Linked DNA regions of Homo sapiens: region 1 is linked to region 2. Evidence: read pairs that join two places in POLR2A ChIA-PET (ENCODE). Cell type or tissue: OCI-LY7. All regions are shown on one strand. Each heading gives the region's core, and the rest is flanking DNA. Links, peaks and the distances in the headings are about the cores only. Region 1 overlaps MAP2K3 (mitogen-activated protein kinase kinase 3). Region 2 has its middle 10 kb from the start of USP22.

Evidence for each region. Peaks named below come from ENCODE experiments on the same cell type or tissue, not always from the same donor. Only the 100,000 strongest peaks of a DNase experiment are listed, where the experiment ranks them.
Region 1: POLR2A ChIA-PET joins it to region 2 with 6 read pairs; 2 of 35 experiments call an interaction of 5 or more read pairs at or near these places.

What each region holds. Positions count from the first base shown.
Region 1 is chr17:21,314,816-21,319,196 of GRCh38, reverse strand. MAP2K3 (mitogen-activated protein kinase kinase 3) reads right to left here. Exons shown (of 12, transcript NM_145109.3): 12 at 3,965-4,381. Among named protein-coding and RNA genes, the nearest start is that of MAP2K3, 32 kb to the right of the region's middle. RefSeq lists enhancers at 1-660, 661-1,337, 1,675-2,184. In OCI-LY7, for the core only: CTCF peaks have their summits at 2,260 and 2,462 (motif pointing left); no DNase peak of the experiment used is centred there; H3K4me3 peaks cover 512 bases.
Region 2 is chr17:21,050,964-21,055,344 of GRCh38, reverse strand. No RefSeq gene overlaps it. Among named protein-coding and RNA genes, the nearest start is that of USP22, 10 kb to the right of the region's middle. RefSeq lists an enhancer at 3,344-3,930. In OCI-LY7, for the core only: a CTCF peak has its summit at 356; DNase peaks (open chromatin) are centred at 1,474, 2,164, 3,074, 3,354 and 1 weaker place; H3K4me3 peaks cover 2,755 bases; H3K27ac peaks cover 3,668 bases.

The sequences.
Region 1 (4,381 bases), core at 162-4,161, 260 kb before region 2:
CTGGAGTGCAGTGGCAATCACCGCTCATTGCAGCCTCGAACTCCTGGGCTCAGGCAATCCTCCCACTTCAGCTCCTGGAGTAGCTGGGACTACAGACATGCACCACCACACCTGGCTTTTTTGTACAGATGAGGTGTTGCTATGTTGCCCCAGCTGGTCGTGAGCTCCTGGCCTCAAGCGATCCGCCCGCCTTGGCCTCCCAAAGTGCTAGGATTACAAGTGTGAGCCATGTGCCCAGCCCAGACTGGGTACTTTCTAAACAACAGAAATTTCTCAGGGTTCTGGAGGCTGGGAAATCAAGATCCAGGCCGGCATCTGACAAGGCCTCCCTGCTGTGTCCTCCCATGGCTGAAGGAAGGCCGAAAGGCAAGAGAGTGCTGGAGGCAGCAGGGGAGGGCAAAACGCCCTTTTATTACAACCAACCCCCTCGGTAACTAACCCACTGGGAGATGGCTGGCAGCATTCATCCATTCAGGAGGGCAGGCCCCCAGGATCTAATCCTGCTGTGAGGCCCCACCTCCCAACACAGCAGCTTGGGGGACATATTCAATCCTTCCGGCCCCTGCCGATTCCCTGGGGGAAGAGGGACTTGACCACAGTTTCGGGGCTGCTGGAGCCTGAGCCGCCAGGTGGGCAGCACGGGCCTCCTTGGGCTCCGCCCTCAGAAGCAGAGCTCGGCCCCGAGGGAGGGCATGGGAGCGGGAGCGCAGCCGGGACGCTAACCCCCGGCACGGGTGCTGCCTGCTGTTTGACTTGGAGCTCCTGGCTTCCCTTCTCTGAGGTGCAGAGTCCTCAGCCAGCACAACGCGCCTATCGGCTCAGTATCGGCTCGCTCCTGGAAAGCCTTCCCAGAGCAGACCCCCGGAATAAACGGAATGGCAGCACTGTCCCCAGACCACCTCCCGCACAGCCCTGCTGCCTGCTGCCTGCGCTGGGCCTTGCGGCAGCCTTCCTGCACCTGCCCTGTCTCCTGTGAGCAAGGCCGGCTCCTCCTGGTCTTGCGGGGGAGGCGGCCAGTGGGCAAGAATGAAAATGAATAAATGTGAAGAAAGTGCGGCAGGACAAGTGTGGTCAGGGAGGCATCTGAGCAGACCCCAAAGCGGGAGCACATCCGGGGAAGAGCGTTCCGGGAGGAGAACAAGACAGCTCCTGCAGAGGCCCTGCACCGCCAGGCTCGGGGTGAAGCGCAGGGAGCCAGGCACAGGGTACAGGGGAGGCAGGGGTGGGCGCCCGGGGTGGGGCACTGTGGACCATGAGGAGGCCCCCACCGAAGACGGTAGCTGCAGCAGGGATCTGGAGGAGAGGCTTCACGCCCTGGCCTCTAGAAGGGAATTCGCCAAATCCTCCCTCCGCAGCCTCCCTGCTCCTGAGCAGGCCTGTCTGCTGCATTTTTTTCTTTTTTCTTTTTTTTTTTTTTTTTGAGACGGAGTGTTACTCTGCCCCCCAGGCTGGAGTGTAGCACCTCGATCTCAGCTCACTGCAACCTCTGCCTCCCAGGTTCAAGCGATTCTCTTGCCTCAGCCTCCCAGATAGCTTGGATTACAGATGTGCGCCACCATGCCCGTCTAATTTTTGTATTTTTTTAAGTAGAGACGCAGTTTCACCATCTTGGCCAGGCTGGTCTCGAACTCCCGACCTCAGGTGATCCACCTACCTCAGCCTCCCAAAGTGCTGGGATTACAGGCGTGAGCCAACACGCCCGGCCTGTCTGCTGCAGTTTTAATGCTGCCTGATGAGGAGGCTCTCACGGCTGTAATTGAACAAAGTCTACATGCCTCTGCCATCTCCCAGTCCAGAGACTCATTAATCCCGGGCCTGGAAGAGGCGCCTGCCCGGACCCTGCTGCCTGACAGGAAATGCGGGCGTCCGGCCTCGGGGGAGGGGGGGGCGGCCGCTCCCCATCCCCATTCCCCCACCTCAGGGACAGGGAACAGGGGAGAGGGGCCCTGCCGCTTGAGACCTCCACGGGTAGTATAAACTGTCAAGGGCCTGTGCTTTGTAAATGTTAGTGACCTGCGCACTGGCTTCCGCACTCTGATGGCTGGACACGCTCTGTAAAAGCCAAAGGGTCCCATAAATGGCAAGGGAACTGCAAACGACTGGGGCTGCAGTCGTGCGCGGAGGAGCCTGCTCTCTGTGAAGGGCTGCGGCATCCAGCCAGGCCTGCGGCGTCCAGCCAGGCCTGCGAGCCGCGAGGGGCGCGGTGGCCTGCGGGGCGCTGGGTAACTTCAGGGGCGCGCACGGTAAATCTCTAGGCGTTGGGTCTGCTGCTGTCTGCAGGCTGCAGAGTCCCCGGAAGCCCCGAGGGCCGGGCCAGGGGGTGCACACGGGCAGGACAGCCGCAGAGGCCGAGAACTGGGCTGACGCGTGGCAAGCCCGCGGCCTCCAGCTGCGCCGAGGACGCACGAGGACGCGGACGGGCGCTCGGGGCCGGGCGGGGCTCCAGGACACGCGGTTGAAGCCGAGCTCTACCGCCCCCTGGCGGCTACAGGAGACAGAGCCTGGGGCCGCGCCCCGGCAAGGGATTCATTCCCTCCCTCCCCCCTTCCCTCCCTCCCTCATTCATTCTTTCATGTGTTCATTCAGCAGAAGCCGAGCGCTCCCTCGGTGTCGGCAGCATTCTCAGCGCTGACGACACAACAGTGACAAGTCAGGTCTCGGCCAGGATAACCCAGGATAATAAGCTAGATTGGCTGGGCCTAGTGGGCGGAGGCTGTTTGAGCCAGAGTGGTCCTGGAAGACCTCGCTGAGGAGGTGACATGGGAGACCGGGATGGGGTTGGGGGGAGCCAGCCACAGGAAGACGGGGGAGGGGGTGTTCTACGCAGAGGGGACAGCCAGTGCAAAGGCCCTGGGGTGAAAACAAGTCTTCATGATTGAAGGATGGAGAGAGGGAGACAACAGCTCCCAGGAACTGTTCGCCCCTGTGCCAGGGAAGGGTTAGTGGGCAGAGACCTGTCCCAGACTGGGGCTGGAGGACAGGAGGAGTGCAGAGACAGACCCCATGGGGACCCTCCTCCTGGGAACACACCCTAAGCTTCCTCAGAGGACCACAGAGACCCTGCTCTCAGACCTTGAGCTGTAGTGGGCGGAGTCCCCTCATGCCTGACCTGACCTGAGCTGTCACACCCACCCTCCTGGCCTGGGGATGAATTCGACTCCTTCCCAGCTGGTAAGAGCCAGTCCTGGGACTTCAGGAGTACCCTGGGCACGGTGTGCCGAGCTCTTGGAGTCCCTGGGTCCTGACTGGTCCCCATGAGGGGGTGAACCTGAGACGGATGAACAGCCAAGGTGGATGCAAGTCCTTCAGGCCATCAGCTGAACTTCGAACCTAACGGTACCTGAAGCTGAGCACACCCGGCTTACGTGAGCAAATTCCCTGCTGCCCCAGCCATGCTGCCAGCGTCACAGGGCCAGACTGCAGGGCGCCTTCATCAGGCTGCCCCTACTCCCCTCGGAGCCTTCTCCGGAGCCCACCACCTGTCCCCAAGTCTGTTTTTCTGTCTTATAAGCTGTGTGGCTTTGGGTAAGTGATGTCAGCTCTCTGGGTCTGTTGTTCCCATCTGTAAACTGGAGGTCAGGTAACCTCCATGAGGTCACCGTGTCCAGCCCAGGCAAAGTGTGCAGGGTGCTCGCTGCTCTGTGACCTGGCTGTCATCACTACTTCAGGACAGTGGGATGGGTGGCCGCCACCAGCAGACTGGACCTGTGTGTTCGCTGCTCTGTCCAGTGTCAGTACAGGGCCTGGTGCCTGGATGATCACAGGATGTTACCTCATCACAGCCCTCTGGGGGCCTCTGTGTCCTCAGATGTAGAAGGGCCTGGTAGGTTGGCAGTCCTCCCTCCCCTGAGCACGACACCCTGCCCCTGGCCCAGAGACAAGGGTCCCTTGAAGGGCCACAACCTTCCCCAAGTAAGAGGGGGGCTCACAGGTGTCATACACAATCTCACACAACCTTTAGTCCTTTTTTTTTTTTTTTTTTTAATTAAAACAGCAACCAGGTAACTGCCCCAACCCATCAGGGAAAGGACCCGGGATGGGCAGTCGTTTTTTCAAAAAAATATATTTTCTTTTTTTAAAAACAACACCAAAGCAAACCCATAGCCCCTGTCAAGCCAGTCCTCAGGGAGAGTGAGCTGGAAGGCTCCCCCTGCACTTCTCTGAGCAGAGATCTTGGGCCCCTCCCACTGGACCCCAGCCTGAGCAGAGGGCAAGGCTCTGCCTGCTGGTACCCTAGGGGGTGGGGGAGAAGCGATCAGCTCCAAACCATGCAAGAAAAACAAGCCAAACCCATAAAGCAAAAGAAAAAATCAACAGAGGATAAATTAAAAAAAACACGAAAGGTGAATGACACCGATAACGGTGGCGGGCAGGACTGGGT
Region 2 (4,381 bases), core at 190-4,189:
TTAGTAGAGAAGGGGTTTCACCGTGTTAGCCGGAATGGTCTTGATCTCCTGACCTCGTGATCCGCCCACGTCAGCCTCCCAAAGTTAAAAAGCTCTTTTCTAAAAAAAAAAAAAAAAAAAAAAAAAGAAAGAAAGAAGAGAAAAATCCTGTTTCAGCTGGAAATTGAGGCTGCTTCTTTGTGTCAAAGAATGTTCCAGTCTCACTAACATGGTTTCAAACAGCAAAGTTTCTGACAGTCCGTGATTTTACAGAACAAGGTTCTCTAAAATCTATAGTTTACATTTTCTATAGGTTGACAATCACAGAGGAGGACTGTGGCTAAGAGACACTCCTGCAGGTCATCACGGTGAGACGGGGAAGGAGGACTCCCAGGTGGACAGGATAAGATAAAGATGGTTCTGAAGCTGTAGGTGGCACTGTGCCCAGGGCATTTTGGGATCCAGTTCAAGCTGTGGTCCTAGGGTCATCCTCACACCTCCCTTCACAGTGTGGCCCTCACTCCTTCAGTCTGGATGCCTCCGGGTACCCTGTTTACCCTTCAAGGCTCTCAATCTTAAGTGGTGTCTGTGTTGATAGACAAGCCAGGCTCTCCCATGGTGATGGCAGTCTTGGTGAGGTTGTATGGGGTGTCCATGAGTGGGTGATTCTCATAATGAGCTGCACGAACCCCCATATGGTGAGGTTGCACTGTATGGTGAAGGGGGGTCCAGGGATTTTCACAGCTGGCCTATGTGGTGGAAAGCAGTCACTGTCCTCTGGATTTCCAACGGGAAAGGATGTGTTGCTGTGGGATCCAGGGTTGGCCTGGCAGGCCCTTAGTAACGTGAAAAGAAATTGGACTAGAAGAGAGGTTTTGTTTTGTTTTGAGCTAGAGTCTCACTCTGTCGCCCAGGCTGGAGTGCAGTGGTGAGATCTCGGCTCACTGCAGCCTCTGCCTCCTGAGTTCAAGCGATTCTCCCACCTCAGCCTCCCGAGTAGTTGGGACTACAGGTGCCCGCCACCACACCCAGCTAATTTTTTTGTAGAGACAGGGTTTCACCAGGTTGGCCAGGCTGGTCTTGAACTCTTGACCTCAAGTGATCCGCCATCCTCGGCTTCCCAAAGTGCTGGGATTACAGGCGTGAGCCAACGCACCCAGCCAGAAGAGAGGTTTTGAAGGATCACCCAGAACCTGCATGGAAAGCCCCACAGCCTCCCTGCAGAGGACTGCCTGGGATCCAAAGCCAAAGTCGGTGACTTTGCTTTACATCTTCACCTGACAACTGGAAGGACCCAGGCCGTTTGCAGTCTGTGTGGCTGAGGTTGAACCCAACTATGAACTGAGCTCTGCCTGGGTTCTGGTTTGAGAACTAGAGGGACTGAGCTGACCACTAGCTATGGTTATTATGTCAGTGATCCCATAACTTCAAGTGGGGAGTGGCCACATGGCCCAGGTCTCTGGATCAGTCGTGCATGTGACCTATCCCTTCTGTCCACCCACCCAAGCTGACACGCTCTTAAGATATGCAAATGTTGGCCCAGCGCGGTGGCTCATACCTGCAATCCCAGCACTGTGGGAGGCCGAGGCGGGTGGATCACGAGGTCAGGAAATCGAGACCATCCTGGCTAACATGGTGAAACCCCGTCTCTACTAAAAATACAAAAAAAAAAAAATTAGCCAGGCGTGGTGGTGGGTGCCTGTAGTCCCAGCTACTCGGGACGCTGAGGCAGGAGAATGGCATGAACCCGGGAGGCAGAGCTTGCAGTGAGCCGAGATCGCGCCACTGCACTCCAGCATGGGCAACAGAGCCAGACTCTGTCTCAAAAAAAAAAAAAAATGCAAATATGTGGGGCCAGGCACGGTGGCTCACGCCTGTAATCCCAGCACTTTGGGAGGCCAAGGTGGGTGGATCACCTAAGGTTGGGAGTTTGAGACCTGCCTGACCAACATGGAGAAACCTCGTCTCTACTAAAAATACATAATTAGCCGGGCATGGTGGCACATGCCTATAATCCTAGCTACTCGGGAGGCTGAGGCAGGAGACTCGCTTGAACCCGGGAGGCAGAGGTTGCGGTGAACCGAGATCGCACCACTGCACTCCAGCCTGGGCAACAAGAGTGAAACTCCATCTCAAAAAAAAAAAAGATATGCAAATGTTTTCACATCTGTCATGTCTGATATAGTAGTAGCTAGCCACATGTGGCTGCTGAGCACTTCAAATCTGACTAGCATGACTGAGGAACTGAATGTTTAATTTTATTTAATTTTAGTTAATTGAAATTGAAATTGAGAAACTGATTCTTGATTCAGTTTTGGAAAACTTGTATGTTTGGAATGCCTTGGATACTTGGCTCTACTTGTTCTCCTACAGAGACCGTAATTCCACGTAATCAGGTTGCTTGAAGTTGTCCTTCAGCTCTGTTCATTTTTGTTTGTTTTTTATATCTACCATGTTTCTACTGAACATGTTCAATCTCTCCTCTAGCTTTTTGAACAGACGGAATGTATTTACAGTAGCCATTTTAGTGCCCTTGACTACTAAATCTGTGTCCCGCATTTCACTTTGAGGTCTGTTTCCGCCGATTGAATTTTCTCTTCTTTATAGGTTGCGTATTTCTGTTTCTTTGCAGGCTTGGTAAGTTTTGACTGGATGCTAGACACTGAAATTTTTACCTTGTTTGGTGCTTCTCCTTCCCATCCCCTTCTTTCTCTTTGAAAAATATTTTGGTTTTGTGTTCCTTAAACGTTTGAGAGGCTTTGTTCTGGATCACAGGTAAGTTACTGGAAGCAGTTTGTTCCTTTTAAGCTTTTATGCTTTATAAGGAATGACCAGGTAGATCAGCCTTATTCTAGGGCTACTTTGCTCCCACTACTAAGGCAACACCCTCCTGAGCCCCCTTCCTGATGACCTATGTATTACCAGGTGTCTCCACTCTGGCTGTTCGGAATGTGAACTATTTCTAGCCCTGCAAGCTCCAGGAACTGTTCCATCTGCTTTTTTCTGGCAGTTATTTCCCCTGCCTCATGTAGTTTCAGTAAAAACTTAACTTGCAGCCTCCACGACATGTCAACCTACACTGGCCTGTAAGCAAAAAGCCTTGAGGGGATCAGTGGCAGATTTCTGAAATGCAGTCTCTGTGCAGCTCTCTTTGGTCATTTGTCCTGTGAATCCTAGCCACCGTTACCTCCCTACATTGTCAACTCATGAAACGTGTTGGTCTCTGTCTGGGAGAGTGGCCGACCTTCCCAGTTTAACCAGGACTGAGGAGTTCCCAGGACCAGGACTCTCAGCGTCAAAGCTGGGGAATCTCAGGTGCCCTGCACTGGGCTGCCTGGCCTCATACTGCAGCCTGCAAGCTCTGTCCAGGCAGCAGCTGGAGAGCTGCAGGGCTCAAATCACGGTTCTGCACTTCCTGTTTTCCGGTGTTTGGAAACCAATGTTTCTCCCTCTTTTTTTTTGAGACAGAGTCTCGCCCTGTCGCCAGGCTGGAGTGCAATGGCGCAATCTCTGCTCACTGCAAGCTCCGCCTCCCGGGTTCAAGCGATTCTCCCGCCTCAGCCTCCTGAGTAGCTGGGACTACAGGTGCGTGCAACCACGCCCAGCTAATTTTTGTATTTTTAGTAGAGACGAGGTTTCACCATGTTGGCCAGGATGGTCTCAATCTCCTGACCTCGTGATCCACCCGCCTCCGCCTCCCAAAGTGCTGGGATTACAGGCATGAGCCACTGCGCCCTGCCTGGAAACCAATGTTTCTTATAGTTTGTCTCGGTTTTCATTGTTGTTGTTTAAAGCAGGAGGCAAAATCTGTCCTGACACTCCATCACAGGTGGAAGTGGAAGACATTTAGCCTAGTAACATCTAAAGGAATTATTGATAATGTTTGTAGTTACGTCTGCTATTTTATTATTTGATTTTTGTTTGTTCTCTGTGATTTTGTTCCTCTTTTTCTTCCCTTCCTGCCTTATTTTGGGTTATTTGAATATTGTTATAATTCTATTTTCTGGCTGGGCATGGTGGCTCACACCTATAATCCCAGCACTTTGGGAGGCCAAAGTGGGTGGATCATCTGAGTTCAGGAGTTTGAGACCAGCCTGGGCAACATGGTGAGACACTGTCTCTAAGAAAAATACAAAAAATTAGCTGGGGTGATGGCATGTGCCTGTAGTCCCAGCTACTCAGGAGGCTGAGGTGGGAGGATCACTTCAGCCTGGGAGGCAGAGGTTGCAGTGAGCCAAGATCCTGCCACTGCATTCCAGCCTGGGTGACAGAGTGAGACCCTGTCTCAAAAAAAAAATTCAGTTACACCTCTTTGCATCATTTTTTAGTGGCTATTCTAGGGATTATAATATCAACCTGTGTGTTTTCATAATCTATTTAAATTTAATATTGTAGCTCTTCA